Linked DNA regions of Mus musculus: region 1 is linked to region 2. A link is a loop called in an ENCODE intact Hi-C map of the cell type or tissue named here. Cell type or tissue: left cerebral cortex. All regions are shown on one strand. Links, peaks and the distances in the headings refer to the core of each region. The heading gives the core; the rest is flanking DNA.

What was found. Hi-C counts contacts between places; a loop is a spot of excess contacts. Peaks named below come from ENCODE experiments on the same cell type or tissue, not always from the same donor. Only the 100,000 strongest peaks of a DNase experiment are listed, where the experiment ranks them.
Region 1: it touches region 2 in a loop (2.5-fold over the local background); 3 of 42 quality-filtered maps call a loop at or near these places.

Annotation. Positions count from the first base shown.
Region 1 is chr5:127,821,106-127,836,947 of GRCm38, reverse strand. All of the region lies in intron 5 of Tmem132d (transmembrane protein 132D), which reads left to right. Among named protein-coding and RNA genes, the nearest start is that of Glt1d1, 200 kb to the right of the region's middle. In left cerebral cortex, for the core only: a CTCF peak has its summit at 7,696; DNase peaks (open chromatin) are centred at 4,956 and 7,999; H3K27ac peaks cover 908 bases.
Region 2 is chr5:127,944,836-127,960,677 of GRCm38, reverse strand. All of the region lies in intron 4 of Tmem132d (transmembrane protein 132D), which reads left to right. Among named protein-coding and RNA genes, the nearest start is that of Glt1d1, 320 kb to the right of the region's middle. In left cerebral cortex, for the core only: no CTCF peak of the experiment used is centred there; DNase peaks (open chromatin) are centred at 3,927, 4,656 and 6,193; H3K27ac peaks cover 1,406 bases.

The DNA of each region.
Region 1 (15,842 bases), core at 2,812-10,811, 120 kb after region 2:
GTAAAATAAAAATATTTATAGACAGATGAAGGATTGGGGTGCATGATATTAAATGCCATTGTCAGTATTAAATTCACTTATATGGTGGCATGAGAACCCCAGGCTCTTTTCCTCCCGCAAGGACAGCATCTGTTCTTCCAATGCTCCAATTATTACAGTAAGCAAAAATCTACTAGTAGCTAAGGATGGTCTGGTAGAACTTTTCTAAAATATATATATGCATTTCCCTCTTCTTCTGAAATAGGACTTAAAATGTCCCCAGAATTCAAACAATTTTGAGCTGATCTTGCCTCACTTCAGGATACCTAGAAAAAAAAAGTGGGGGAGGAGGTATAGAGCTTTTCATCCCCTCTTCAGTACACACAGGTGTGCATGAAGGGAGATATGGGTGTCTTTTAGGGACAAGGTATCTCCCAAAAGAGCCAATCAAGGCATTGACCATTGTGGATATTCACAGAAACAGCCATATGCACTTGTATGGTATCTTATAAATGAGAAGCAACAGCCTGAGACTTAGCTATAAATATATCTTTTAGAGACAAAGGGATCCAAGAGAAGGCTGAGACTGTGGAAGAAGCTGGTGGAATTGAACTTGGGCATAAACACAGATCACCAAGGGAGATTGACTAACAAGATGCAGGAGTCAGAAACAGATATTAAAAGATAGTCCAACCCTCAGAGGAGGACTCCCTAGGCTGGAAATCTTTGGTGAGGAAAAAAGAAAAAAGGCTAGGCTCTGTATTTAAAATACACACACATACACACACACACACACACACACACACACACACACACACACACAGAGCTAGCTAAAGGCTGGCTGAGCTAATATGAGAAATTGCCTACCATTAGGGAGCATCCTGGTTTATAAATTTTAGGGGCAATAAAAGAAATATCGACTGGTAACACGGAGGATCACGCCCTTCGTCTCTAAAGGAGTTTTTCTTTAAAAAAAAAAAAAAAAAAACTCTCCATTTGGAAGACTCTCAGAGGCGCCAAGCCTTATTGATCTTATTATACCCACAAACCCTTGTGAGACTTCTTGGTTTGCTAGACACCGTGCAACACATACAAGTGTTGGGGAAAATTAGATACGGCTCCAAGCCTCAGGTCCCATCATCTTCAGTTAATCTACAGTTTGCATTGGTCACATCACTAGGGACAGATCCCCACTCCATATTTCACCCCTGACCTGTAAGGAGTAATTTTAAAGGAGACAGAGGTTTAACTGATTTACAATTATTCCTGAAAAGTCAGAACATCATTGACATGATTAAACACTGGCTGTGGTCCAACATGGCCACTCACACATGACCACCCCAGAGCGAGGGAGGGGAGTGTAGGCAGTGTACAAATCTTTCTTTGGAGAGCAATATGTAAGCATCTTATTGGCTGTGTTAAAAATGAAAGTAACAGAACAAAAGCAGGATTGCAAATATTTTGCTTAGAAGCTGAAGACTATTTAAGACTTTCTTCAAAAGTAATTGATAGTAGAATTGATATTTAGAAACGTGTCAAACCGTGGATCGTGAAAATGACTGAGCTGGAGAAAGCTTGAAACAAAAAATTCATTCATTCCCTCCCTCGGTCACTCATTCATTCGTTCACTCACTAACTCATTCATTCATTCATTCATTCATTCATTCATTCATTCATCCATTGTTTCTTAAGACTCTCCACTCCACGTGAGCCACCTCCAGATGGTGAAAATACAGAGGTAAACAAATAAAAAGTAAATAAATGAATAAATTTCTCACATTGTGTTTGCACCCTAAGATGGGAGAGAACCAGTCTTGTGAACATCTTAAAATCTTCACCTTTCACACACACACAAATATATATATATCTTGATTGTTTTGAAAACCCCTAGAGAAAGCCAGAAGGGAAAGGTGCATGTCCAGCATCTTCTTTCTTCGAGATGCACTGCGTCAGTCCACAGACATTTGGTGAACAGCAGTTCTACACTCCCAAGCTTCTCACCATCTTCTTGTCAGTCTGGATAGGGTAGCTCTCATCTGAACTCAAAGTTAAGCTATATGAATATTAAAAACACAACAACGTATAGACCTATCGTGTCTTGTGTTGAATGACGTAGCTTAGATCAAACCCTACAGTGCCCCTGTGTTTGTGTAAAGGAGCAGGCATTCATGGAAGAGTTATGAATGAGAGATATTCTAGGACCAGCCAAGGACTACAGACAGGAACGGGCTCCTGGGTTGCCCCCACAGCAGACCTGTCTGCGGATGGGTAGGCAGCTGTGGACATACCCACAGTCAGGCTTTAAATGCCAAGTGTTAGTAGAACTTGTTTGAGAAAGCTAATCCCCATTGGCTAGGAATGTTGGATGAATAAAAGAACATCACTGTCTTTACTGCAAGGGGGACCAAAGCAATGACCTCATGAGCCATGAGCTCCAGGGCAGTCCCTCTTGTAAGCTCTTGGTAATCCTGCCCATCCCTACGAGTCTGATTGAAATCCAAGATTTCAATATTGGGTCCTCCTGAGGCTAGCTTGCTCCCTATGTAGGCAGTGATATGGGCTACAGGATCCTAAGTGACCCTGGGATTTAGGGGTTGTGGTCTGGGGTTAGCAGTGCTTCCAGACTAGCCTGGAAGCTTGCACAGTTCTGTCCCAAGCCTCTGTCCATTCTTTTCCAAATATCCTTCTGATTTTGTTTTTGTTTTAAATAATCCTACAGAAACCAGTCAAGCACAATGCTCAGCTGCCAATAGCTAAACACTTTATTTGACCTTGACTAGAGACACTATTGAGCTTGCAGTCTAACCCTCATGCTAACTTGCTAAGGACCAGCTAGAACCCACATAGAGCTGGCTCTTTCAACAGACAAGGGTCTCCACTCAGTCACAGAGTCCACCCCACCCATATTTGCTCTCCCAAATCAATGAGAGTTAAGACAGCCATTAGGCAAACCCTTTTGCACAGAGCTCACCTTCTATATTACATGGTTTCCCAACAATGCACTGTGAACTTCGGACTTTAGGATGCCTGGTTTTCAAGCCACAGACCAGATGCCACGAGCCCACTCACTCTTGGGGGTTTGTTTTGTGGCCCATGAAGCTGTTGTTAACACAACAGTTATTTGGAATGGTAGCTATGGCAATTAAAATGAAACAATATGCTTGAATCGGCATCCAGCAGGGAAAAAGTAGGATTGGGGATAGATACCCCAGCCTCTCCCTCCTCCTGATGTGAATTCCTGCCAAGGCTATCCATTGGCCAAACCCCACTGCACCCAGTGGGAAGAGATTGGTTGTTGTCATTAATACAGATCAGCTTCATTTTAGAAGGCAATGGACATGAGAAGACAGAGCCTGAGTGGGGAGGGACAGAAGAGGAACAAGCAGCCATGCCAAAGCTCGTGTAAAAGCATCATAGTTGCTTTTGAGTGTAGAAAAAGAAGAAGTAAAGTCCAGTGCTCAAAGCACTCACTTGCTGCAGAGGCTTTGAGTTGGTACCTGTGTCTGTCTCATCAGCTCAGGACCAAACACAACCATATCTTCTATTAGTCGACGCTCATCTCTTAAGAGCACATCTTCTGCATAATCAGCATATCCAGAATCTTTCATCCTTGCCCTCTGATGCCTCTCCACATAATCCAGAAACCCTGAGGGCTTGCACCGTCCAAGTGAAGTTAGGAGGCCAGTCATAGAACTCGATGGCAAAGATCCCCTGCTGCTGTTGCCTCTTTCAGGCTCATGGGGGCGCCTCTGAGTGGCCCTGTGAAACTCAGTTGCCACTTGGCTGATGTTGGCTCAGTAACATATTGTCCTAAGTGTTGACAAGAATACTCACCCCATCAAGTGTCTACTGCTGTCAGCTCTAACTGCCTTGACAAAAGTCGCATAGGCTAGGTGGCGTATGCATCATTGTCTAGCAGCTCTAGAGCCTGCAGGTCCTAAGTGGGATGGGTCTAGGGAGGCTCTCTTCTGCCTGGCTCACACAAAGATACCTTGCCACTGCATCCTCACATGGCTGTGCGTTCTCACATGGCCTTTTCTCTGTGTCTAGGGACAGTAACTCTCTGGCCTTTCCATTTCTCTCTAAGAACCTATTGGGACCTGAGGATCCCACCTTCTGACTTTCGTTCACTTCCTTAAAAAGTCCCTAAGTATGTCAGCCTAGAGAATCAACATGCAAAGTGGGAAGCTGGTCTGTTGGTGGCTCTTCTGCCCTTGTGTCAATGCCTGACAAGGAACACCTTGAAAGAAATTATTTTGGCTCAGGGTTTGAGGGTACAACCTGCCATGGTCGGAAAGCATGGTGGCAAGACACTCTTGGCCATGATAGCAGGGGTGTGAGGCTGCTCACATCAGATCAGGAAGCAGAGATGAGGAGATATTGGTGCCCTGATGGCTTTCTCATTTTTCCTCATTTGTATTCAAATGAGTCCCCAGTTCATGCATGGGACAGTGCCATTCACACTCAGGCCATGTCTTTCTTGCCTGGGTGATCATCTCTGGGAACTTCCTCACAAGCTCCCAAAGATGTATCCCCTGGGTGATTCTAATGTCATTCCTGTTGCCCGTGAGGGTGGGCCATCACAGTAGGGGCCCAGTTCAATCCATAACACCCAGCCATTTTCTCCAAAGCCTGCCACACAATAGAGGCCAAACCCCTTGCTCCTTAGCAAATGTCTCAGGCCTTAGTCCCCTGCATAGACATGGAATGAGTCCTGCTACACAAATCACTCAACACTTTCATACAGTCAAAACCTTCCGGTCCCCAGCAACAATAGTGTGTTGTAAGAAGCCTGCTTTGGTTTTTGTAACTCTTACACTTGGGAACTCACCTATAGGGCTTGCTATCAGGAGACCACTAAATTCCTACTGGTCTTTTCCATCAGGACAGAAGACATTTATTTGCTCATGCAACATTTTTAGGCTTCTGTGATTCTGACATGACAAAGTAGGTCAACCTCGGGGGGAGGGGTATACATAGCTGCCGCATCTGGATGTGGAAGAAGCTGCTGGCACACCACAGAGATCCATTTAGATGGCTCATCAACTTAATCACTGCCTAGCAGAGGGACCCAGAGAAAGGCAGAAGCTGTACCAGAGAAGACAGGTTCTGGAAAATGCATAAGTAAATGTATAAAAATGGGTTTTTTTATTGTTTTGCTGAGTACAAAGAGCAAACCGGTGTGTGCCCCCTCCACCCCTCACTCCTCTGCCACTGTTGATAGGTATCCTAACCCTAATGAGGATCAGGGCTTGGAAGGAGAGGAAGAAAAATGAGCAACAGGCACCCCACTTAGTGTGATGGTTCGTATTGATTGGCAGCTTAGCAGGATGCAGAGTTGCCTACGAGATGAAACTCTAGGCATGTCTATAAGGGATTTGGGTTATATATAAGGTCTAAAAATTGGGCTAGGAAGAATTGCCTTAAATGTGAACTGGAACCATGACCTGGGGCCCTGGACTGAATAGAAAGGAGAAATGGCAGGAGAGCAGATGTGTCTCTCTCTGCTTCCTATCTGTGGACTCCATGTAACTAGGCTCACACACCTGCCTCTCCAAGAGGAACTGCACCCTCCAACTGTGAGCCCAAATAAACCCTCTGTCTTAGCTAGAGTTTCTACTGCTGTGAAGAGACACCATGACCACAGCAACTCTTACATTTAATTGGGGCTGGCCTACAGTTCAGAAGGTTAATCCATTATCATCATGACAGGAAGCATGACAGGCAGACATGGTGTTGGAGAGGAGCTGAGAGTTCTACATCTGGATCCTCAGGCAGCAGGAAGAGGGTGACACTGGGCCTGGCTTGAGCATTTGAAACCTCAAAGCCTACCCCCAGTGACATACTTCCTTCACCAAGGCCACACTGTCTTGAATAGGGCCACACCTTCCCTGTGAGCTCAAGGAAGCCATTTACATTCAAACTACCACACCCTCCCTTCCTTTGCTGGCCGGTTCCAGTGCTACATCTGACATCTGGTCCAAAGGCACCATGCTGCCAGTGTCTCTCCATCAGGACAGCCCCATGCTCAAAGTGCCTATCAACAGATTCAACTCTGTCCCAGTACAGTAGAAAGAGGCTAGGAAATGAAGAGATGGCTCAGCACTCAGAAGCACTAACTGTGAATTAGGCAATGCAAACTGATGTAATGAGGATTACTGATTGGCTAGGCATGAACCTTATGCTGCCTCTTAAGCCAGTTACTAGTACTTGACAGTAGATATCATGTGTGTGGAGCAGTCATCTTCCCAACAGACACCTGCCAGGATCTGATACTACAACGAAGGGTGATTCCTTCCAACACAACACACCATGGTCAGTTATTTAACTCATAAAGGTCCCATGCTATCAGCTGGAGCTCTTCTGTTCCATGGGCCCTTTGCTGGCTACCCATGAGTGTTTCATTCTTCTTTGCCAATGACTACCCATGGGCTTTTCATTCTTCTCCATGTGTATTTAATACACCATCCCACCTTAGCTCTTCCTTCACAGGGAAGGATCTATTTGAGAAAAACAGATTCTGGGTTGCAGTGGTGAATCCTCTACTGTAAACTTAATGGGACTGAGAGAAATGCCTAAAAGGTGAGGAAATCCCACTGGCGAGTGTCTCTGAGCTATTTCCAGATCTGGTTTGATCATGAGGGCGCTGACCTAAAGGCCGTTTAATCCTCTGATAGAGGCAAGGTGTGACTAGAGCAGTGAACCTGTGGAACATAGGGCTTAGTTAAAGGGGGTGGGTCATTATCATTGCGGGCATGCATAAGTTACGTTTTGTTGCTCTGATAAAAATACCACAATCAAAAAGGCAACTTAAGAGAAATGTTTATTTTGCTTCCAATTTCAGAGGTACAAAATCCATTATAGTGGGAAAAGTATGGGATTAGAAGCAGGAAGCGGAGAGATCACATGTCTCATCAGCATACAGGAAGCAGAGGCGTCAGGAAGTAGAATGAGGCTACAAACCCTCAAACCCCACCCCCCACCCCTCCAGTGATGAACTTCCTCCAGGAAGGCTCCATTCCTAAAGGTTCCTTAAGTTAGCTCCAAACAGCGTCACTACTGGGAAACCACGTGTTTAAGTACCTAAGCCTCTGGGGAACGCTTTTTCTTTCTTTCAGACTATCACAGAGCATTATTTTTTGAGGGTTATAGCTTTCCCTGACACCTTCCTGTTCCTTCTCTTTTCTATTTCCTGGATGTCCTGGTGTGAGCTGCTTTGTCACAACCCCCCAGACCATGAGCTAAATAAGTCTTCCCTATAACTAGTTTTTATTGGGTATTTGGTAACAGCAACAATAAAACCAAGCAACACAATGGCCACACCCACCTTTCTTCTTGCTCTCAGTAGATGAGGTCCTTCCTCCCACCTTAGAACCATAGCCACAGCTCTCATGTTTGGATCTCAACTCCCACTGTCTTATCATGTTTATATATTCTGTATGTTTATATATCCATCCCCTTTACAAATTTCTCTTCTAGGTGTAAGTATGTATGCTCAGATTCCTTCAAATGGAAGGAAATGCCTATGTAAAATATTCCTCCAATACAGCCCAAGTTCGGGTGCTTCAAAGATCAGTCTTAGGGCTGGAGAAATGGCTTGGTGGTAAACTGAAAGAACACTTGCTATCCTACAGAAAGCCTAAGTTCAGTTCTCAGCACCCACATCAGGCAGCTTACAGTTGACCATAACTCCAGCTTCGAGGAATCTGATGCCCACTTCTGACCTCTGTGGGAATTGCACTCTCATACCCACTCATGCGTACCCATAATTAAAAATTTTTTAAATAAATCATCAGAAATTAACCTCTTGAAAATCTATGCATGCTCCTGAAATGCCTCCTAATCTGTGTTCCCAAACAACCTCAGCCCAAAGGAGTCAATTTCATCACTAGTTGGGAGTGGCTTACACTGGAAAGCTACATCCTCTCTGTGAAAAACCAACAGATGTGTTTTCCACCTCCATCTCGCTCCAACTCTCGGCGGCTCACACAAATCTCATCACTCTCCCTTCTTGAAGATATCCTTTCTTGGAGTTTCATAACACTCTAGCATCCTTTGTACTCACTGCCTCCCCTTCCCTGCATCGAGCATCTCTCCCACCGTTGACCAAGCTTGGCTGACAGATTCTCCTACAGAGTTCCAGCTCCAAGTCCTCATTCTCATGACAGTGCTCACTCTGCAAGATTTTGTACATCTTCATGGGGACAGTGCGCTACTGTGTGCAACTCCAAGATATCTGACAGCTCCCTAACCCGTCCATGTATGCTCTGAGTTTCCATTGTCCACACTGTAGACTAGCCTGGAAACATATGGATAGCTTTCATTCAGAATATGCAAAGTCACGTGTCAGGAGGATGAGGAGGGGGAGGAGGAGGAGGAAGAACAAGAGGAGGAGGGAAGGGAGGAGAGGGAAGGTGGAAATCCCATTTACCTACCTGTCTTTTCTGTCTCATAAACAAAGAGCCATTTTCAGTCCCTCCCTCTTTTTAATTTGCCTTCTACAACTATGTAGACAGGATATTGAATCAATAACTAAGCCCCTACAGATAATTTTTTGTGTATATCTCCTCTCCCTCTTTCTAAATCAATCTCTCTTTGTCTATCTCTTTCCCTTCCCCTCTCCCTTCCTCTCCCTCTCCTTCTCCCTCTGTATATCTTTTTAAAACAAGAAGTTGAGCTCAGGCCTTTGCAAATGTAGACAAGTGTTTGACCACAGAGTAACACCTCAGGCCATAATGCCTTCTTATAGCTGTGGGTCTCACATTGTCCAGGCTTGGCTCAAATTCACAGCATAGTCAAGGATAACCTTGAATTCTAAATCTCCTACATCCACCTCCTGAGTGCTGAAATTACAGCATGAATCACTATGCCTAGTTTGGTATAGCACTGGAGGTTGAACCCAGGGCCTCCTGTCTCTCATGGGTATGCACTGTACCAACTGAATTACATCTCCAGCCCAAATCCCTTCCATATCTTAAGTGGCCCTCCCTTTCTCACCACTATTCTTGACCATCATCATCTTCTATGAGAATTCTATATCTCCTTCTGTAGCCATTTGGTCCTTAGTGTTACCATATTCAGATCACCTTCCACTCAGCAACCTTTCTCCAAAATAATATGCTTTCCCTCCTCATCTCTGAGTCTCAGAGAGTTTTGTGATCATGAGCTAGAGAAGTTGCTCGGTAGTTAAGAGCACCGGTTACTCTTCCCAAGGATCCAAGGTTAGTTCCAAGCATCCACATGGTAACTCCAGGGGACCTGACACCCTTTCTCTCCTTCTGTAGGTACTCTACATTATAGATAGATAGATAGATAGATAGATAGATAGATAGATAGATAGATAGATAGATAGATGATAGATAGATGATAGATAGATAGGTAGATAGATAGATAGATAGATAGATAGATAGATAGATAGATAGATAGATAGATAGAGATTAGAGAGAGAGAAAGAGATAGATCATGCTGGCATAAAACAGACACACAGATAAATAAAATTTAAAAAGAATCATATAAGTATAGCCTCCTTCCTCTCTGACCTCATCTTCTCTGTTCTCCCAAATCCTATTTTTTTCAGCCACATTGACTCTAGGTCCACAGCATGCTATGCCAAGGTTCTGACTCTGTTCACTGGACCCCTCTTCCCCACCAGATATTCTAATAAGTAATGTGACAGCTGCTGGGGGGAAAGCTATGAAATTCTAGGCACCATGCATGGAAAACAGCGATTAATTATGATCGTCTGAGAAGCTACATTATGTTCTTAATAATCATTACAATCTTAAAATTATGTAGGCATTACAGAGACCAGATGGTTTGGGGTTTTATTTTGTGCTAGCATTCAGTTATCAGGGAAGAACTGATCACAGCTAATGCGTCTTGATGAAATCTACATGTCTTGCCTGCATTTATTAGTTTTGCGATCGTTGTTATTTGCATTGTGTTTGACATCACAGCCCCAATTCATAAAAATAAATCAATGGCCTGGTGCAAATTAATTGATGTGTAAAATCTGTGATTATGACAGCCATATCAGCATTATATCCATAATGGTGATATTAATGTGAATGGATACAACTCAAGCATAAAGCTAGATGCACCTTGGAAAGTGACTCCTATAGAAATGAGGAGGGGGAGTGCGAATCCAGGTACACTGTCAATCATGTTCCGAAAATGGGATTCTATCAGGTTGCCGTGAAGCCAAGGAGACCTTTGCAACATTCCAATGGAATATCGCTGGTAAAGCAACAAGCACACAATGATGCCTTTTACACTGAGGCATCATGGTTTAGAAGCAGGGAAACTGGGACTCACATCCTATCCGCTGAGAGCGCATTGCTTCCTCGCATCACAAGATGAGCTACAAACAGCCACAGCCTAGGCATCTTGCAGTCAGGTGTAAATTGAATGGCATGTGTGACAGAAAGAAGTGGGAAGTGGGATTGGTAAGCTGCATTGTCAGGAACCCTTTGGTGTAGAAAAGGGAAAGTATTTGAATTCCTGTATTCTCTGTGTGCTGCACCACGTGCCTGTGTGCACATGTGTGTGATCATATATGCTTGTATATGTAGCAGCCAGAAGTTGTGGTGGGTCTCTGCCATGTTTTGGAACAATCTTTCATTGAACCTAGAGCTCACCAAATGGCTACTCTAGCTTCCCAATGATTCCTAAGGATCTTCTGTCTGGTCCCCACCTTCCTCCATCCCACTCTGCTAGAATCACAGAGACAGGCTACCATGGCCGGCTTTTTGCGTGGATGCTGGGGATCTGAACACAGATCCTCACGCTTGCATGGTGAATACTCACCCGCTGAACAATCTAAGCCCCAATATCTGTGTATTCTTGCAAATAGTTCACGTTAACAGTTGTAAGGAATCATGACTGTGTGTGCTTTATAACAAGTGGCACTTGGTGCGAGCTGCACGTGTCTGAAGAGGAAACCCTAGGTGAACTCATGGGCTGCTTCTCCCTTTTTGGTTAGCTATTAGCTCCCTGCCCTTGAGTCCGAAAAGCTGGAAATGAGATAGTGTGATCAAAGACATAGTGAGAGCGAATCTTTGCAGCGGGGCGTGCACTGAGAAATGCGTAGCCATTATTGAACTCTCAAAAACCACTTGGTGCTTGCGTTTTGAAGGTGAAGTGTCCTGGACAGGCTCATGTCTTTGAACATTTGGTCCCCAGCTGGTGGTGATGTTTTGGAATGTCCTGGAACCTTGAGGAGATGGACTTCTGCCTAGAGGAGGTGAATCTCTGGGGACAGGCTTTGACACTTTGTTACCTAGCTGAGGACCCACTTCCTGTCTCTGTCTCTGTCTCTCCCTGTCTCTATGTCTCTGTCTGTCTGTCTCTGTCTGTTTCTGTGTCTGTCTCTCTCTGCCTCTGTCTCTGTGTCTCTCTGTCCCTGTCTCTATGACTCTGTCTATGTCTATCTCTCTCTGCCTCTCTCTGTCCCTGTCTCTATGACTCTGTCTGCTTATCTGTCTATCTCTCTGTGTGTCTCTCTCTGTCTCTCTGTGTGTGTCTCTCTCTCTGCCTCTCTCTGCATCTCTCTGTATGTCTCTCTGTATCTTTCTGTCCCTGTCTCTATAACTCTGTCTGTCTGTCTCTCTGCCTCTCTCTGCATCTGTGTGTGTGTGTGTGTCTCTGCCTCTGTCTCTCTGTGTCTCTCTGTCTCTTTCTCTATGACTCTGTTTGTATGTATCTCCCTCTCTCCCTCTCCTTCTCCCTCTCCCCCCTCTCCTCCCCTTCACTCTCCCCACCCCCACCTGACTGAAGATAGGGTGTGACCAGCTGCCTCCCACGTCCCCTCTGGGAAGAAGTGTATCCTATGAATCCGTGAGCCAGAATAAACCCTTCCTCCTTTAAACTAGTTCTTATAGGGTTTTTTTTTTTTTTACAGCAGGGAGTCAGAGAGTTCCGGTTGAAAGAAGGGAAGGAAAGAACTAAGGGAGCAGGGAGAGAGAAGAAAAAGAGGAAGACAGGAGAGGGGAAAAGAGAGGGAGGAAAGGAGAGACCAAGTAGATGAGAAAAATGGCTTATCATACCTACCATCTGTTCTCGAGCCAGATATAGACACCATGGAAAATATCACAACAATGTGATCCTGAGGGAGAAAAAGAATCATTAGAATAAGTTCTAAACTATTATGTTTTATTTATAAATGCACAAACTTCTATCCAATCACCAAATACTTATTAAAGGATACGAGACTGCTGAATGTCAAGGCAACAGGACCCCAGAGGAAAGCACGTCTTCCCTACAATCCTGTACATCATATTATCATGCCGGGTGCGCAGAAGTCAATATTTGTGGATGTAATGAATAAATCAGTGTCATAGCACCCAGCTCCCTAATATAAATTGCGAGCTCTGGGAAGCTCGTGCGTAGCTTCACAGTCCCTGAAAGTAGGAGCGGAGTTGTCTTCCTCAGCTGTGAGTGGCATGAAACACCCTGGGGTTACTGCCCTGTCACACGTGGTCCTTGTCCCTTTCCCTCCTCTCCCTGGGTTCATAGATAACTCACATCTGGAGTGGTCCGCCGCCAACCAAGCAAGCCATCCTCAGCTGCCAAAGATGAGGTCAGAAAATGGCGAGGCTCCGACTCTGAAACAGGTGTGAGTTGGGCAGTGTCCCCATGCTGTCGACTGCATTAAACAGGGAGGGACCCTGTTCCTTTTCCTGACTGTTAATCAGTTTCCTTTTCTCCAAACCAATACTCACTGCTCACAGGACCGGGAACTGTAAAACTCTTCTGTTTAACACGTTTTTCACAGATTTGTGTTCAATTGGCTAGATTTAAATGTTGACTACGAACTTAATCATAATTTTCTAAACCTAAAATCCAAAGCACAAGCCTCATCTGTCTTTATAAAGACTTTAAACACTTTAAGGAGCAGGCAAAACACACAGTAAACAAAGAGCTTTAAACCAGCATATGAACTCCACAGGGCAACGTGAACCCTGCTCTCCTGATATGAATGTCTATATCATCTCTAGGTCCTCTTTTGTCTCTTCTGGGAGGAGTGACATTGTCCCCCCTAAACCAGAGGAGCAGAATTGCCATCACGAAGTTGGAACCACTCACTAAGCCAATGGGACCTGCAGAAAGAGTGGTGGTGGAGGATTTGGGTGTGGTTCCCAAGGATCCCACCCAAAGTCCACAAGTGGTTGCATAAGGATTTGTTGTGTGATTGTGTGATAGATGATGCTGTCAATTTGAACACTGAGAAAAGGATCTCATGGTATGCCTGAGGTGGAGTGGGGGATTTTCCTGATTATAATGATTTCGGTGACACATGCCCACTGTGGGCGGCACCATTCCCTAGAAGGGATCTTAGACTGTGTACATAGAAAAAGGGAGCAGAACAGCAGCAAGCATTCATCCCCCTCTTCCTGGTTATAGATGTCATATGATCAGGGCTTCCAGTTCCTGTTGCCTTGACTTCCTTGTCAGGATGGTTCAGACCCTTGAACTGTGAGCCAGGCAAACAAAAACCAAGGCAACAAATAACCCTCCTTAAGTTTCTTTCCTCAGGATGTCTTAACACAGCTTCAGGAAAAGAAACTAAGACAAGTTGTATTCTGAACACCATACAAGAATGCAGGGCTCATTGCTTACGACAGATTCTAATAACCTCACATTTTCCATCAAAATGGTACTTGCTTTGAAAGTTTTTACATGCAAGCTAACATAAGCCTCATTTTCAATTGCTTGTTCTGAATAATGCTTGCTCTAATTTTAGCCTAAAACCGTGCCAATTTGCCAGTCTGGGGGTTGGGGCTCAGTTGGAAAAGTGTTTGTCTTGTAAGCAACAAGAACCTGAGTTCATTCCCCAGAAAACGCAAAGAACGGTAGTGTACACTTGTGATGCTAGCACTGGGGAGGCTGAGACAGGAGGATTCCCCTGTGCACTGGGCAGCTAGTCTAGTTTAACTGATGACCTCTGGACAGATGAGAAACTCTGTCTCAAATTTAGGGTGGAGCCATCAAGATGGCTCAGCAAGTAAAGATAGTTTTCACCAAGCCTGCCAACCTGAGTTTGGTCCCCAGGACCGCACACATAGTAGAAGGTGAAAACTAATTCCTGCGGGTTGTCCTCTGACCTTCAGACATGCACTGCGGCATCATTAATGCCACAAATTAACAACCTGAATTAATAATGAGTTAGTTAAGTACAGGAAAGATGGCATTTTGAGGAAGACATCTGAGGTCTTCGTCTGTCTCTAACCCACATATGCATGTGCACTGGCACACACATGAACACACACATGTACATTCACATACACACAAACACACACACATGCACTCCTTATATACTTGGATTGTGGTGTTCTCACTTTTTTCCCTATGACTACTTCCACCGTTTTCATTTGCAAACTAGGAAAAGGTCTTATCATCTAGTTTTAAAAGCATTCCCCCAAATGCTAGATCCAAGCATAACATTAAAAAAAAAATCATCTGATTTCTCTTGGCCAGATGAACAAATGATAAACCTCATGTCTGCAGAATGGAATTTCCAGCTACCCATATTGACCTGGTGATTGACAGGGACCTCAGAGACAAGGGTCCAGCTTGCCTGTGTCTGCAGCAGGTTCCCTGACAGCAAAGTGAACAGTTGCTTTTCTACTTCTGTACATTGGAGACAAAGATCTTTGAAGCCATCCAGATGGTGTGTGGTCCTAAAACTGAAAAAAAAAAAGAGCAAAATCCAGGGTTGGAGAGATGGCTCTGTGGTTAAGAGCACTTATTGCTCCTCCAGAATCCCTAGGTTTGAATCCTACCACCTACGTGGTACATCTGTAACTCCAGTTTCAAGGGATACAGTGCACTCTTCTGGCCTATGAAGGTACTGTAAGCATGTGATATACAGACAAACATGCAGGCAAAACACCTATACATACATATATACAGTGTGTGTGTGTGTGTGTGTGTGTGTGTGTGTGTGTGTGTGTGTGTGTGTTTTCTTTAAAGCAAAACAGGAGAGGAGCCCAAATGGCTCATAATGGATGAAGAGACAGACCCAGGTGCAGTCAGGCAAAAGGACACTTCTCCACCCAAAGTGAAGAACTGTGGAGACCCACAGTGTTGGAAATGGTTCTATGCTCGAGCCAGACAAGTGCTAAAGAGAAGGAGAGTCTTTGCTGGGATTCTATTCCTGTGGGCATTTTCTGCAAGTTTTCTTTTAATAGCTGAGTCTTCTGGGAGCAGAATTGTCCACCCATGCAGGGTACCTATGTTCAAACTCTTTTTTATTATTATTTTAAAATTAATCTTCTGACTCAAGGTTTCTGTAAAGCTTTTTCATACACCCTTCATTTTTGACCCACCTTCTCCCCCTCCTCTCCCTCATCCGCGACACTGATCCCCACTTAATCTTTGAACCCTATGCTCCCGCCTCCTCTTCCATATTGCATGAATTCTACTAGCCCTCTAATTAAATTTTTAATCAGGTTGTGTTCTAGAAATTTCCATATGGCTTTTTCATGTGCCCTTCCTTTAGGCTAGCCCTCCTTCCTCCTCATCGCCCCCGCCCCCGCCCCCTGCTCCTGCAACATGTTATTTTAATGTAAGCGAATTTGCAAAAGAAAAAAGATCACATATCTTGGTTCTTGGTTGTATATAGGGGGAACAACAGGATATTTTGACATATATGTATCATAGTGTGTGTGTGTGTGTGTGTGTGTGTGTGTGTGTGTGTTTCAAAATGATTACTACTATCAAGCAAAACGCATATCCACCACTACCAACAGCTTCCATGTGTTTGTGTGTTTATCTGTGTTTGTGTGTATGTCTCTGTGGTATCTGTGGGTCTCTGTAGTATGTGGTCCTGTGGTGTGTGTCTGTATGTCTGTGATCTCTATGGT
Region 2 (15,842 bases), core at 3,115-11,114:
AAGTTAATGGGAGAAAAGACGGAGACATATCCTCGGGGACTGTAAAGAGATTTCTGGAGTGGAAGCTATCTAGATAATTTGGTGCCTAAGTGGTGATAAGGTAATTACCGAAGTAGTAATTAGATAAAAGACGAGAAAGTCTCTTCCCTCTGGATTTAATAACATCCTAAAGTCATCAGTAACCATGCAAAGCAAAGGTGAGCAGGTACCAGGTAAAACCCCATATGCAGCACAGTGGTCAGAACACTGGGCATTTCAACTAGAACATGGGCAATCTGCATTAGGGTCTTAAAATTTTCAGAAGGAAATAGGGGAGTCTTACCACAGGGGGTCAAGAGAACTGTTTTCTCTGAAGATAACGTCGATAATGGTGTGTTTCTCTATTGACAGCTAGCCAGCTAAGTGCCTTTTAAGAGTGTTTGTTCAGGTGGATATGCAGGCGACATAGAGAGAAAGAGGACTGGATTTTTCTGTAAATAAATGGGTAGATAGAGACTGTGAATAGACCTCATGTGCTCTGAATACTAAGGTCCACACCTCCCATCTATATAAGCAGCTTAACCTTGGAGAAGCCTCCTTACAGATGTTGACTAAAAGCTATCTCCCCTTTTAGCAGCAAAACATCTAAGTAAAATTGCGAGCTGGTCAATAACCACCCACAGCATCTATTTCCTCTTTTAGACAGATAAAGTCCTGAGCCTCCAATGTGCCTTCCTTCTGCCCAGTCATCTCCCTTTCTGTGTATCCACATGGCCTGGCGGGAGTGACTGAATTAAGACGGTTCGTTCTTTTCCCAAACTCTAGTTAATAAATCCATGTAAACATAACTTCTATGCCCATTTTGTTGTGACCCGTTATTCATTTCAGGATTAACTAAGGGGTGTTCTGCAATGTCGGAAGGATCATTTAATTTCCTTACCATATTCAATTTATGATTTCTAAACAAGGCAATGGGTCATTGATTATTTTAAACATGAAGGATTGTAAACAAACAGTGCTTGCCTTTTGATATGTCGGCCAAAAGGATTTAGTAGCAAGAGAAATGGAAGTCAATTAATGAATGAATTGGCATTCTGTGGGTGTTTTGTGCGATACTTATGTAATTTATCCTAAATTAAAATTATGTTGTTTCTTAATGAAGACTGCTTTGTAGGGTTTTCCTCATCCAGCCAGGCATGCTCTCTGTAATCATCCTGCCTAATGCTTAGTGAATCAAGTTTAAGGTTTGGTTAAGGAAAACAGTCATGCATATCCCTCCCATGGAGTCGGCAAATACACAGGAAACAGAGATGGAGTTAAACACACAAGTGAAGAAATGAACAGAGGAGGCAGGTATCAGACCAAGGATTACAAAGGCATCCCACAGAATTGTTTTTTGTGGGGGGGATGGGGATATGGTGTTGAGGATTGAGAAAAAGGGGAAACCCTTTGTTGTGGAAGGTCAGAGAAGCCATTAAGGCTCCTGGGATTCCAGCCAACTGACATGCAGAAAGTCCAGCGAGTTAGAATGAGCCTTCTGTCATGTTCTAAGAGGAAAACAGACCCTCAGGAGGCAGAAGCATGTGAATAAGTCAGAGAGATACCGAGGAGGAGCTTGGAGAACATCCAGTTATTAGTCCACCAATGGCGGTCAGGATGTAGGAAGCAGGGACTAGAAACCAAGGCGTGCGAGTTCGAATCTCTTTACGACTGGAGATTTATCTTGAGAGACCAGACACAGAGACCACTGAAGGACCCACTGGGGACACTAGAGGAACTGGGAGTGAGGAGAGCTGATGATGTGGAGCTGGGAGAAAGGGAGAACTCCTGAGCCTTGCTCCTGGATGGTTCCCCCAAGGATGCTGACCCTGCCTCCCTCTCTAACACTGGAATGATGAAATAGGTGAGTTGTGTCTAAAAGAGACCAGTCATTTTATTTTAGACATGTGAGACTGTCTTTTGAGACAGGCTCTTGCTGCCATAGCCTAGGCTAGCCTAGAATTTACTCTGTATTTAGCCCAGGCTGGCTTCAAACAAGAATCCTCCTGCCTTAGCCTCCATAGGGCTATTTCCTGTAGCTAAATATCACATCCTTCTTGACCATCACCTCCACACCCCAACTCTCCAGCCCTGGGTAGATCCTACTCTGCTTTAGATAATTTAGCTTCCTTGTAAGGACACGTGGGATCTACCTTTCCATACCTAGCCCATTTTACTTTGACATCATTCCCTGCCACCCATGAATGCAAAGGGCAAAAGTTCCCTCCAGGACGCCATTTAAATCAAAGTTTTACAGACCTCCCCCCCACCCCCCAGATCTTTAGGCTTGAACTTGTTATGGAGACCAATGTGACCATGACTACAAGGCCCTTAGTGTAAGATTGTGTCTGATCTCAGAAGCTAAGCAGAGTCGGGCTTGGTTAATACCGTGATGCTATCTGGGCACTTATTTATGAGTGAGCCCAAGTTTTTGGCGGACGGGGGGGGGGGGGGGGAGGGACTCTGTAGTCCGCATACCAGTACTTTCCATAGAAAGTTTCAGTCTGAAGTCTTCTCGGAAACCTAAAATCTCCCCACATGAGCAAACACAGCTATAGAAACCAGTAGCCTAATTTTAAAACACATTTTAATAGCACCTCTAAGAACGTCACTAGTTAAGTTTGGGATTGCTAAATTTGCTCCATCCAAAAATATTTAAGAATAAATCTTTTGATTTCTGTCCCGTATCACCTCTTTGTGTCAAAGCATAATATTGAAGGACGTGGAATCACTGAAAACCATACTCCAGGCTCACTTGATTCCACAACTGCCCTCAGGCCTTCACGTTGCCAGGACGGAGTTCACTGACATGTCCACAGCCTGCCTCAGGGAGCCAGCCTAGCCCAGGCTACCCCTCACTATCATGATGTTTCCTTGCTCTTGTACCTTCTTTTGTCATTTCCCAGGTTGATGAGCTCTGGAACCTGGCACAAGTTCATGTTTAAAACCCGTTCTGCTTGCAAACATGCATTTCCCAGTTAACCAGCCTCAGAAGCTGTCTGCTGAAGACATGTCCAGAACCATAAATAATGTTCATTTTCCACACAACGGGAACTGGGACAGGGTGTACCCCAGGCCTTCTTTGATGTGGACTCCTGTCTCCAGTGGCGCTCCTGGTTTCCAAGCACAATAGCCAATGTCTGCTATTATCCTGGGGTATTCATTTTGGCACGAGCTATTTGACCTGTGAATTGTACCTTTGTATATATCTACCTACATGTCAGGGGGTTGTGGGGATGGCACGCACATGTGTGAGTACTCGTAGAGGGCAGAGCTCAACATCAGATGTCTTCATCGATCATGTCCAGCTTAGTTTTATAGCCAGCTTTCAGCTAATATGGCTGGCCAGAGATACCTGTGGACCTGTGTGTCTCCACCACTATGCCAGTATAAGGGGACTAGGAGCAAGCTCTACCATGCCCAGCTTTTACCTGGGCACTGGGGATCAGAACACAGGTCTTCTGGTTTATACAGCGAACATTTTACCAATGTTTACCATCTCCCTGGTCCCGATAACTGATTCTGGTTTGCTGAAGAAAAAAATGGAATCAAAGCAAAGATAGCACGCATGGTCATTCAGACAGCATGGTGCAAGCTGCCCTGTTGTCTGCACAGGACTTCTCCGGCAGGGATACAGGAAGAAACCACTTGATTTCCTTTTCATTTTTTTTCTTCTTCTGTCTGTAAACAGGATATTACCAAAGCCTCTCAATGTTGCACCAGCGTTGTACAAACAGACATAAGTACAACACTTAGAGCTGCTTTTTCACTGTCAGTGGCCAAGGTGTTATGTAAACCCCAGGCCTTGTTTACAATGCGGTTAGAAAAAGCTGGGCATCGTCTCTGCTGGGTGGCCCTGGGAGAAGATTGTCAGGGAAAAGAGAACGGCTGTTCAGAATGCTTCCCCAGTTAAACCCATCCCCGACAGCTGGCGGGTGGGTGAGCTGCCGAGCGCCACGCTCCTGAAGCACCGTGTGTCTAAGGCTTTATTTCCAGAAGCCTCTATATTTTCCAGAGAAATTATAACACGTCTTCTTTTACGGCTCTAATTATGATCGCTCTTGTATCTACAATTTGATGCAAATTAATATTTACTTATCCTAATAATAGCGACGCCAGATGGACTCTTACTACACACTGTACCCATACAAGGCTTTGCAGGGACTGACCCAGCGAGTCCTCAGGAAAGCCCCGCAGGGGCTTTTCTGGTGGTGGTTCCACACTAACTCAGCGAGGTTTGAAAGCAAATCTGAAAATTTGAGATCTAGAACTAGATCTTGGGCTTTTAATGTGCTCTCTCTCTCTCTCTCTCTCTCTCTCTCTCTCGCTCTCTCTCTCTCTCTCCCCTTCTCTCCCTCCCTTTCTCCCACCCTCCCTCCCTCCTTCCCCACCCCCCTCTCCCTATAGATCAAAGGTCAATCTTGAATGTTGCTCCTCAGACAGTTTCCACGTTTTGTTGGAGATAAGGTCTTTCATTAAACCTGTAACTTCATCAAGTAGACCAGCAAGCTCCAGGGATCCTCCTGTGTGTGTCTCTCTTTCTGTCTCCCATCTTATCATTGCTGGGGTTGTGTGTGTTATTGCATCTGACTTTCTGTGTGAGTTCTAGGCTTAGAACTCAGCTCCCCACTTGTGAGGCAAGCCCCGCCCCCACCACTCACATCCACTTCCCTCTCTGCATCACCTGGAAACCAGTGCAGGGTCTGAGGTCTCTCTCTCGAACTTTGTACAAAACCCTCCGCCACACCTTCAGAGAGACAGTAGCATGGGGGGGGGGGAGGAGTGGGAGGGAGGGTCTTGAAACTCAGCCCAGCCTCTATTTCCCCCAAATCAGAGGCAAGTGCTGGAGGAAAGACTTTTATGAATCACTGATTCTCATGGAAAATTTCTTCAGGCTTGGGCTGTCTTTCTTCAACTCTTTTGGATTGAATTTTGAGTTTGTGTTAATTTTTCTCTGCTATGTATATATATAATATATACATATACATATAATATGTATAATATATAAGGCCTTTTTCATATAAGCATGTAATATACCTTGAGCATATTTCCCCTGTACTCCATGATCCTCTCTTCTCTGACCTCCATATATGAGTGTGCACATGTGTACATGCACCTGCAAGCAAGCCCACATGTACACACATACATACACATGCTAACAAATGTGTGTATATACTGCATGTATATATAACACATGCACACACAAATAGTTTTAACTGTTTTACATTTGATTGGTTGATTTTTTTTTCCCAGTGATCACATTGGTCCCCAATCAATTTTTTTTTTTTTTTTTTTTGGCTCTTTTCAGTTTATTGCATGAAGGAGTTACACTAGTCCAAGTTAAAAGCGGACCCCAAATGATTACATTATACAAGCTGTGAGGTTTTTAAACTTGTGACAAGGGACAGAAGGGAAATTCTACTCATTGCAAGGAAATCCTCACTTAAGCTTCAGAGAGCCACAAGCACTTAAAACCCATGAACCTTCAGCTGATCGTCCTTAGCCAGCCCAGTCTCTATCAGGAACTGGCATATGTTCTTGCGCTGGTCACCCTGTAGCTGAATTACTTCTCCATATTCTGGATGCTCAATTACAGTACCATTGCAGGCAAATTTCTTCTTAAACGCCTTCACTAGTTTCTTTTTATCGTAATCATCAGCGATCCCTTGGACAGTGGTAAGGGTATTATACTGACATTTTGTTTACAGGGAGCTAGGGAAGGTCAGAGGCTATCCAATATGCAACAGCCCACAGTGCTCTTCCCATCTCTATTCTTATTAAATGCCCCACCCTTTTTCCTCCTGGATCCCACAGATACCATTACTAATAAAATATCACTCTAAGTTCTTTACTGACCCTAGGTTAAGCTAACTGTCGAAAGGGACAGGAAGTGGACACATTGCCATTCCCAGAATGTTCTCATGTCCGTTCTGAAGTAGCAGAGGCGAATCTTTCTGTGAGCCGTTCCTGCCACAAAGCTGAGCCCAGCTCTTCAGTGAACCATCACACCGGCGGCGGCGGCTTCCCAGCCTGCTTAATCACTCTCATAGGCAAACTTCAAACCTCACGCCCTTTCCTTGTGCTTTTCAAAAGGCGAAATTAGCCAAACGCACAAAGATATCTTTAGTACTTAAAAGGTTGACAGAAAAGGTGCCAAAATGAAAAAGAAATAAAAACTTCGCACCTCATCCTTTGTGAGCGTCTGCACATTTGGAGTTTGGGCACAAAGACTTGGAGAATGACAGCTGTTCAGTGGGGGTGGGAGGATTTTTTTAAAAAATGCTGAGATCAGGGAGGCGGGGTCACATCGTAGGGTGAGAATTCAGCCAGTTGTGCAATAAAGAGGAGGAAAGTCAGCGCATGTGCAGAAAATCTACTAGCCCAGAAGCAAGGCCAGTTCCTGAACAGTTGCCCCCATAAAAGAAAAGATCCTAGGAGGGGACATAGGACTGCCATTGACCTGTTAAGGTCAAAAAACATCCAATGCCATCTCAGTGATAGAAGTGGGTGTCGCCTTTCTGGCTGAAGAGCCCAGGAGAACACCATTATTACTCAAGGCTACTCTACCAAGTCAGCATGTGCCTTGGAGATCAGAAGTAGGCAATGAACTTGTTACTGGTTCCTTTTGGCAATCCTCTTGTCCTTTCAGAATCTAGAGGCTGCTTCAATCGATTCTGGTCTGGCCCTTGTGTCTTGCCAATCTTTCTCTTACACTAACCTCCTCTCTGTAGCCAGCCTGGTGACTCTCTCTTCTGTGAGCACACAGACTCTTGCACACACAGCACACAAGGGCTATGACATCACACATTCCCAACACCGACACAATGTCCCTTTACTATGGAAGAAAAAAAAGGGGGGGGGGTCTATTCCTGGCTCTGTAATTGACTAAAATATGAGCAGTCCTCTCCTGATGGTCTCTGTTGGTCTCATAACAGTAGAGATTTAAGGACTGGAGAGACGGCTCAGGTTAAGAACAGAGGTCTCAAGTTTGATTCCTAGCACCCACATCAGGGAGCTCACAATGGCCTGTAACTTCAGCTTCCGAGGAATCCGATGCCCTCTTCTAGTCTCTGAGGGCAACCAAACAGGTATTGCACACACCTGAAAAAATACACATAAATACAAAAAAGGGGGGGGGGGTTAAAAAAAATCAAAAAACAAGTCTTAACTCTCAAGTATAACAATACAGTAACAAAATTCTTTAGGAATCCCAATTGATGAGTTGTTGGTGAACTTGAACTCCAAACGTCTGACCACTGCTTATAATAGACAGATGGATCACTGTGCCTCCCTGGTTTGTCTCTTGTCATCCCTTAGGAAATGCTCTGCTGCCCTGGGTGTGAATGAATGCAGTTAATTCGTGTTGTTCCTGGCGAGATGCTCTGCATTTTGCTTTCTGGCTAGATGAGGGTCTATTAGCTGATTCTTCCTAGACAACGTTCTAAGCAGACTCTTCCAGGGCAGATTCTCTCTCTAGTTGAGTGTCTAGAGATGCTCACCATTCTGGCTCCCTCTGTAGTCTTGCTCTCAGACTGTTGATTAAATCTGGAATGCACAAGGGACACGCACCCTCGCAGGAGTCCTAAGACCATGGGGATGTCTGTTTCTTAGCACCGTGCTCCTTAATTCATGCCAGTGCAGGATGTTAAAGGAAATATCTTCTACCTCCCACAGTCCTGCACCCTGGCTTCAGCTGAGTGATCACGGCCGGGAAACTTCTTGTGTGAGTTGAACTATTCAAGCTGCCAAGAATTTTTAACTTGACAGGAAAGCCATTGCACCAGGAGCCCTTTGAAGCTAATTCTCACTGAAGCAGAGTCATGAGCTCAGGCTGCTGGGCCACTCTTCATGCACTGTCCGTGCCCTTTTGAGACTTGCTTTCTCTGATAGTCTTTTGATTCAGGAGTCCTCCACATACCTTCTCTGTAAGTCCCTGTGTCAGCTAAATTACCCAAAGTGCCGTTCTACTCCTTGCTGTGAACCTTGGCCTGAACCTGCTGTGAGAGTCAGCTAGGCTAAAGTCACCCAGGATAGCCTCTGAGAACCCTGGACTAAGAATTCACATCCCATTTACCTCGTTCTTATCCTCTCAGCCATACCTGGTCCCAGAGCATTTGGCTAGCTTTCCATCTTCAGCTGTTGCTAAGGCAACTACATCCCATTGATGCTAATGACTTCGCTGGGACACTGGAGCTGGTCCATGTTTCCTCTGTCCATGCTTCCTGCCCAAGCCTTTGATGCTAAACAGAAAACTTTTTCTAGCCAAACACACGTGGTCCTCTGAAGCAGGGAAAAGCTAGTCCTGACCCCACCCAGGGCCTGTGTGGCCCAATTTTTGATAGATTCACTAGCTAGTGAGCTCAGCATTCCTTACACATGGCCAGCTTGGTCCATTTCTCACTCTCCATCCATGCTAGCAAGCCCAGCATCCTCTCTGTGTGTTAGTTCCCTACAGGCTCCATCTCCTTTCTTCTCTCCCTCCTAACTCTATGGCTGACACTCTTCACACATTGATAAGTATATGGCCTCTGATCCCTGCCCCAGGGTCTGTTTTGAGAGGGATCACAGGCTAAGCTGCTATTTATGATGTCATTTTAATAGCAGGAACTTTGCACAGTCTATATACAGAGACCTCTAAGATATATTGAGAAAGGGACAAAGGATTGGCTTTATCCAGACTGGTAAGATAGAAACTTGTACCAGAGGCATCTATATTATCTGCCGCTTACAAAGATAAAAATGATGGGTCAGGTGAGATAGCTGAGTGTATAAGGATGCTTACTACCAAACTCGGTGTCGTGAGTTCAATCCCCTAAACCCACATAGCAGAAAGAGAGAATCTATTCCCACAGTTATCCCACGTGCATGTACTACCCCAAACATCTATAAAAGATTTTTAATACCAAGGCCAGCACTAGTATCTCTTATGACACCCAAAACCTCTTGTTCCTTCTAGAAGAGTGGCTCTCAACCTTCCTAGGACTTGGACACTTGGATACAGTTCCTCACATGGCAGTGACCCCCAACCAGAAAAAAAATTTGTTGCTGCTTCATTAACTGTAATTTTCTACTGTTAGGAATCATAATGTAAAAAACAAAACCCAAAAAAAAAAAAAAAAAAAAAAAGAGCTAGGCAGTAGTGGCACATGCCTTTAATCCCAGCACTTGGGAGGCAGAGGCAAGCGAATTTCTAAGTTCAAGGTCAGCCTAGTCTATAGAGTGAACTCTAGGGCAGCCAGGGCTCCACAGAGAAACCCTGTCTCAAAAAACAAACAAACAAACAAACAAACAAACTCTGTGTTTTCTGATGGTCTTAGGGAACCTTTGTGAAAGGGTTCTTGGACCCCTGGAGTTGAGAACTGCTGTTCTTGAATGCAACACAAAGGTGCCAGAGATGGGATCTGAGAGCCAGCTCTCATAAAAACACCCCATCCATCCTCAGCTGACCACCCCACCTTTGCCCTTTGCAAACCCGGCCTGGCGTATCTCTGCAACACCACGGGGAAGTATAAGTTACTAGATGTGTCTGAGGCCTCCTGGACCATGGAGAGCCACAGAAAGAGTGGATTCTTGTCCAGGTTATTGGATCTAGAGTTGCATTTAAGGAGAAAGGTTTAATGTAGTTTAACAACCACAGCTATGTCCGAGATCTCCTGGGAAGCAATCAGAGAATGTGCGTGTCGATGGTAAGGGAGTTCGGCTCACACAATGCTAAAAGTTGCCAACTCCAGGGTCTGCAGAGCTTTGGAGGCACAGTTGATTTTTTTTTCCTTCTAATTGGGACCTCTGCTGACCTGAGGTGATGTGGCAACTCAGGGGTTTGCAGTGAGGGCTGGGAGGCTGCAGACCTGGGGACTGGCATTCCAGAGTTCAAAGATCACCGCTCCCCTCCCCTCCCCTCAGACCAGAAAGAGCTGATGCAGCAAATAAGAGTCTGAAATCAGTTTGCCAGGGAGTTCTCCCCTGCTTCTCCTTCCCCCTTTCTAATTAGGAACTCAGCTGGCCTAAGGGGAGCTATCCCCCACCCGCAGTATGAACGGGATGTTCTTTATTCAAAGGTTTCAACTTTACATGTTTATCTCAGCTGAAAGCACCCAGCAGACATATCCTGGAAACATCACCCTGGTAAGAGATGGATTTCTCTTTTCTTCCAAAATCCGACCAAACGGAAGGGGAGAAAGTAAATAATCACAGACTAGATTTCACCGAGCATGGAGAACATATTTGTACCAGGGGGTGACTGCATGCAGACGACAGGGGAAGCTGGCACGCTATAGAAGACGGGGATGCTAGGGACTTTGTTATTAGTCATCAGACTGAAGTTTTGCGGTCTTGGGATGGAGAGAGGAGACAGGTGCCATCTGAGTGGCGTAGGACCCGCTAATCTGAGTCTGGGATTCCTGCAGGTGTAGGGCGTGGTTCTGCTGATCTCCTCTGTGTAAAGCCCCTTGTCGTGTGGGCGGCAGTACAGGCAGCTGACTGGCTCTCTTCCGGACTCTAAAACCTACATACGTCACCTGCTCTAATGTCATTCCTCTTCATGATCCATACATTTTCTGAGCCACTACAAGCATAAAAAAACAAAAGAAGGCATTGTTATTATTATTATTATTATTATTTATTAATATCCAGTAACTTGGCTCTTTGAAAAAAATTGAATTCTCATGTAGCCCAGGCTAGCCTCAAAGTCACTGTGTATCTGAAGATAACCCTGAACTTCTGATCTTCCTTCCTTTGCCTCCCCGAGGCTGGGGTCACTGATATCTCCCATCATTGCCTGGCTTAAACATTGCTGAATATAAACCCAGAGCCTCAGCCTTGGTTGACAAGCACTCCACCAACGGAGCCACCTACAAGACTCCACATCCCTTTTTTTTCTTGCTGAGGTGTGTTTATGTCCCAGGAAGCCACAGAACCTAGTCCCACAGTCTGTGGGGTGAGCGCGGGCGATAAAAATGTTTCGTATGTGTCAATCACACATGACCTCAGGTCTTCTCCTAGGAGACCCTCCTCTCGCATCCTCAGGAACCTTCTCAAGAAGCAAATCACAGGGTCCCCTTGGCAGAGCCTGGCTCTGCTTGGCCAGTGCAGAGAGACAGACCACTCTGCTTCATATCTACAGCCTCGTCTTCCTTTGAACTTGGTCAGCTGAGGAAGGTGGTCAGCTGTCACTGTTGCTGAGCCCTCCCCTTGCCTCAATTCCCAGATTTTCTCTCTTCCCTGATAGTCTCCATTTTTGGAATCACAACCCAGGGAATGATCCCTTTTGCTCTCTCCCCTCCCACCTCAGCCCATGCAGTGGCACGCTATGTATATTCTTTATGTGTCATCATCCCTCACTGTTGTACTTTAGCAATAGTAATTATTCCTTAGCCCTATGTGATAGCATATGCATATACACCAAGCTACTTGGGGTCAGGTTCATCACAAGTTCAAGGCCGTCCTAGACAACTAAGTAAGATTCAAAAAAAAAAAAAAAGGTTTTAAAAGGGCTGAAGGGTCAAGGCTTGTTCGGTAGGAAAAGATGTGTCACATCACCAGGTCACATCAGTCTGGTTCCGTAGGCCACACAGCAGGAGAGAACTGACTTCTGCAGGTGGTCTCTGACCTCCACAGGCTTATGGTGGTATGCTCGCCCCTCTACACACAAAATAACTCAATGAAAGGAAAAGATTATTTAGGGTAGTTCATAGCTGAAGAGGTGACTCAGCAGTTAAGAGAATTTGTTGTTCTTCAACGGGTCCTAAGCTTGGGTCCCAGCTCCTGTATGGCAGCTCACCATGGCCTTTAATGCCACCTCTGAGAAATCCGATGGTCTTGCCTTCTCTGGACTCTTTGGAAATCTGTACACATATGACATGCATACATACATACATACATACATATACATAAACAAATAGTTACATATACACAGAAACACAGACACATACACAGGTACACAGACACACACATAGACACACATTTACATACACAGAGAGAAATATACAAACAAACACAGAGAGACACATACACACAAAACACATACACATAACTACACAGACACACACATATAAAAGCATATAGCCACACATACATGAACATACAGACATATGTGCATATGTACACACAGATACATATGTACATACACACTCTCACACATGGACACACGAGACACACACATTCAGGCATACACACAGACATGTACACACATACACACAGGCATGCAAACAGATATACACACATGCATATGCACAAAGATACACACATAGATACACACTTACTTATACACAGACACACACAAGTACCACACACACACACACACATACAGAGACACACACAAGCACACATATATACATGCACATAGACACACACTTACATACAAACAGATACACAAGTACCATACACACACACACACGTACATATTCACACAGACACATACACACATACATATGCACACAAAGTAAAGTAAATCTTTTTTTTAAAGGGGGGGGGTGGTAAGGTACTTGCTTAGCATGTGTGAGGTCCTAGTTGTACCTTCAAGGTTCTGTCTCCAGGATGCTGTATGTGTGTGTGTGTGTGTGTGTGTGTGTGTGTGTGTGCACACATGAGCTTGTGCATATCTTCACAGTATGTCTTGGGCTTTCTGGGTGAGCATGCACACACACACACACACACACACACATCCAAGCTCACCCACTCACAGCACGGGGGGTAGGTAAGGACCCAAAGGTCCAACTCACTCATGTAGAGCTGGAGCTGAGATGCACATGGCTGTGGTTGCAGTATGCTGGGCTCTTACGTCCGTGCTTAAACACTTCCCCTTCAAAGGATAGATTTGATCTGTTTGCCTCATACCTTGGTTGACAGGACAGACTGGTCTGGCTCTGGCTCTCTTTCTTTCGAGGGCCTCTGGTTACCGCAGTACCAGGCTGGTGGGAAGGGACGCAGTGGGATTTTTCCAGTCTCCCTCCGAAGGCCACATTCATGCTGGATTGTGGAAACTGCCACAGATCCTATGCTCTCTATCATCGCAGCAGGAAGGAAAATTTAATTCACACCTACGGATGAGAGTCAGTTTATTTTGCTAAGTCATCAGGAGGCAATGAAAAGGGCAGGACCATATGCGTGTGGAAGCTAATTAAACGTTCTTACAGCCAGACCTCCTGAATCTCACCTAACAAGGTGGGCATGCCCTGGTCGTATTACCTGCAGTTCTCCTCCCTGCCACAGATGGCGGTGTGCACTCACCTTAAACAGCTCCGGTTTCACCTCCCCAAACCTCTTGGCTCCTTCAAGGCCTCTCTTCTAGCCCACAATCTCTTTGTCTTCCCTGTTCCTCATAGCAAACCTTCCGGTCTCCTTCCTGTACATTTAATGACTGGTCTGCCCTTCCCTGACTTCCCAGCCTCGGCTCAAATCACACTTAAGCTTTTATTTCGCTGTTTCTCTGTGGTCTAGTCATCACCCCCAGACCAGCTCAGACTAGCTCTGGGAAAGCTTCCCTACTCCCAGCCCCACCACCAGGATACCCCAACCTGAAGGGAACTCTAGGGACCCCAGAAGCTGGAGGAAACCCTGAGTCATATGATACCTGGGGGGTCCAAGTGACCACTCGGTAGAATTTGGATTCTAAATTCACAGCCATTTTCTTCAGAGAGTCCAGCATCTACTTCACAGTCCCCATGCTGCTTTCAGAGGAATGGGCACTGTGTGTGACTTTTCCAGAGGAGACATCCATCACTCAAGATAGAGCATAAGAAACAACCCCAGAAGTGGTTCTATCCCAGGTCTAGTGTTGTGACACGATGAGTTTCCTGGGGCTGCTCTTAGGAGCATGGGGGCCTACCAGTAAGCCCACCCAGTCATGGGTGGACAACCATGCAACTTGCAGGCAGCTCCACCAGAGACAGCCTCCTGCCTCCAGTGATTGTTCATAGCTTATATTCCTAGGCTTGTGAACTTCTGAGTAGCCTCCTCCCCCACCCTCTGTGTGTGTGTGTGTGTGTGTGTGTGTGTGTGTGTGTACATTCTTTGCATGGATGTTGGTGCACGTGGGAGCATGCTTGTGTACATATGGGCCTGTGCATATGAAAGTCTAAGGCCAGTGATCAGAAGTCAGGAAACATCCCTGATGTCTCTTCCATGGTATTCACAGAGACAGTGTCTCTCTGTCGAAAGCAGACCTCACCAATGTGGCAATCTTTCTAGCCAGCTTGCTCTGGGACACACACATCACCACCCCTTTTTGCATGGCTGGAATTAAAAGTTGTCACCATGCTTATCCAGCGAGTGCTTTAACCTCTGAGCCATCGTTTCAGGAGGGACTGTTGCAGTTCAGAAGAAATTTACAGCACAACAGGCTTGCCTTGAGCATTAGCCCATCCAAGTTGGGGGCTGAGGGATGAGGGGGTCTTAGTGGCAGCTTTGTGGTTCAGAGTGAGACACTGAGGCATCCAGGACAGGCCAGAGAAGACTGTAGTCTTAGAAATCATCAAAAGGAAGAGCACAATAAAAAAGACTCATCATTAGATAGAATAGAATAGACTATAGTCTAGTAGACACTAAGCTGGTATTAACTGATAACACGGCTTCTCCAAGGGATGGTTAAGGGGAAAGTTTGTATTCTAGATATGAGGGAGAGAGAACAGCCTGGGGCATCTGGAGGAGTCCAGGTCAGGGAGAGAAAGTGGTAGACCAAACATGGCCAGCTGACGGGATCTGACCAGGAAATGAGCAGGGGCAGAAGAGAGAGAGAGGAGGGTTGGGTAGAGAGCAAAAGATGAAGACAGAGTGAGGGACAGAGAGGGAAGGCCAAGAGAGCATAGCTGAAATAGCAGGGTTCTACGGAGAAAGGAGTAGCGGGAAGACGGGGCTCACGAGCTGGAGACATTGAGGGTAAAGGAAGGCCAGGATGCCAGCATGGACTCTGAAATATGTAACTGGTATGCGCCATTCTGCATGATCATGAGGTCACTATGCACTAGTTGATTCCACAGATCACCATTTGTCTCTTCTGCCAGTGAGAAGGGACATGGCCCCTTTGCTAGAGGGGACCTGGCTTCCCAAGTTCCTAAGGAACACTGGCTTTTGTCTAACCACCAGCCTTTGGGGAAACGGAGTTTCCTTTGGACCTGACACACACCTCATTGTGAGGCGGTTTGATGACAGAGAGAGGTGCCATAATCGTGTTTAACCTATCAGCTGCCTTTGGAACTGAACCCTAGGGAGATGAGACTTGATTCCTTGATCTCGTTCTCTAATAAGGAACACATGTCCATTGTAGAGAGCACAGACCTGGTGAGTTCTCCTTCTCCATCAGCTAAAGAATAGGAAGATGGGAAAACAGGACCGTGCAAGGTCCAGGTATCTAATGGCAAATGTTACAGGCTCCCTGGTAGATAAGGGGCCCCTAGATCTGGGAAAACCATGACATACTACGAGGTTTGCATTTGTTTTCGTTTGGCTTTAGAGCATCCCACCAGGTGATTCCCTCTTCCTGGTGATCTAAAGGTATGCCACCCTTCTATAGCAGGGATTGGGTCTCTGCCTCTGTTCACATTAATGAAAATGCATGAACTGTCTCCTGTTTGGAGTAAGGGTGGGCACCCCAACCTCTTCTGCTCTCTGCGGTGTGACAGGTGCAAAGAGATCCACTGCATGTGAGGAGACCTGGGGCGACCTTTCAGAGAACTTACTGCCGATAACAAAGAGCACAAGGCAATGCTGCCTATTGCTAGGGGGCAAAAAGCCATTAAAAACCTCAAGCTGGGGGTTTTATGTTCCCCCCCCCTCTCCCACCCTAGAGGCCTATGGCCTCATTAGTACCAACCCAAATCAGCGATGTA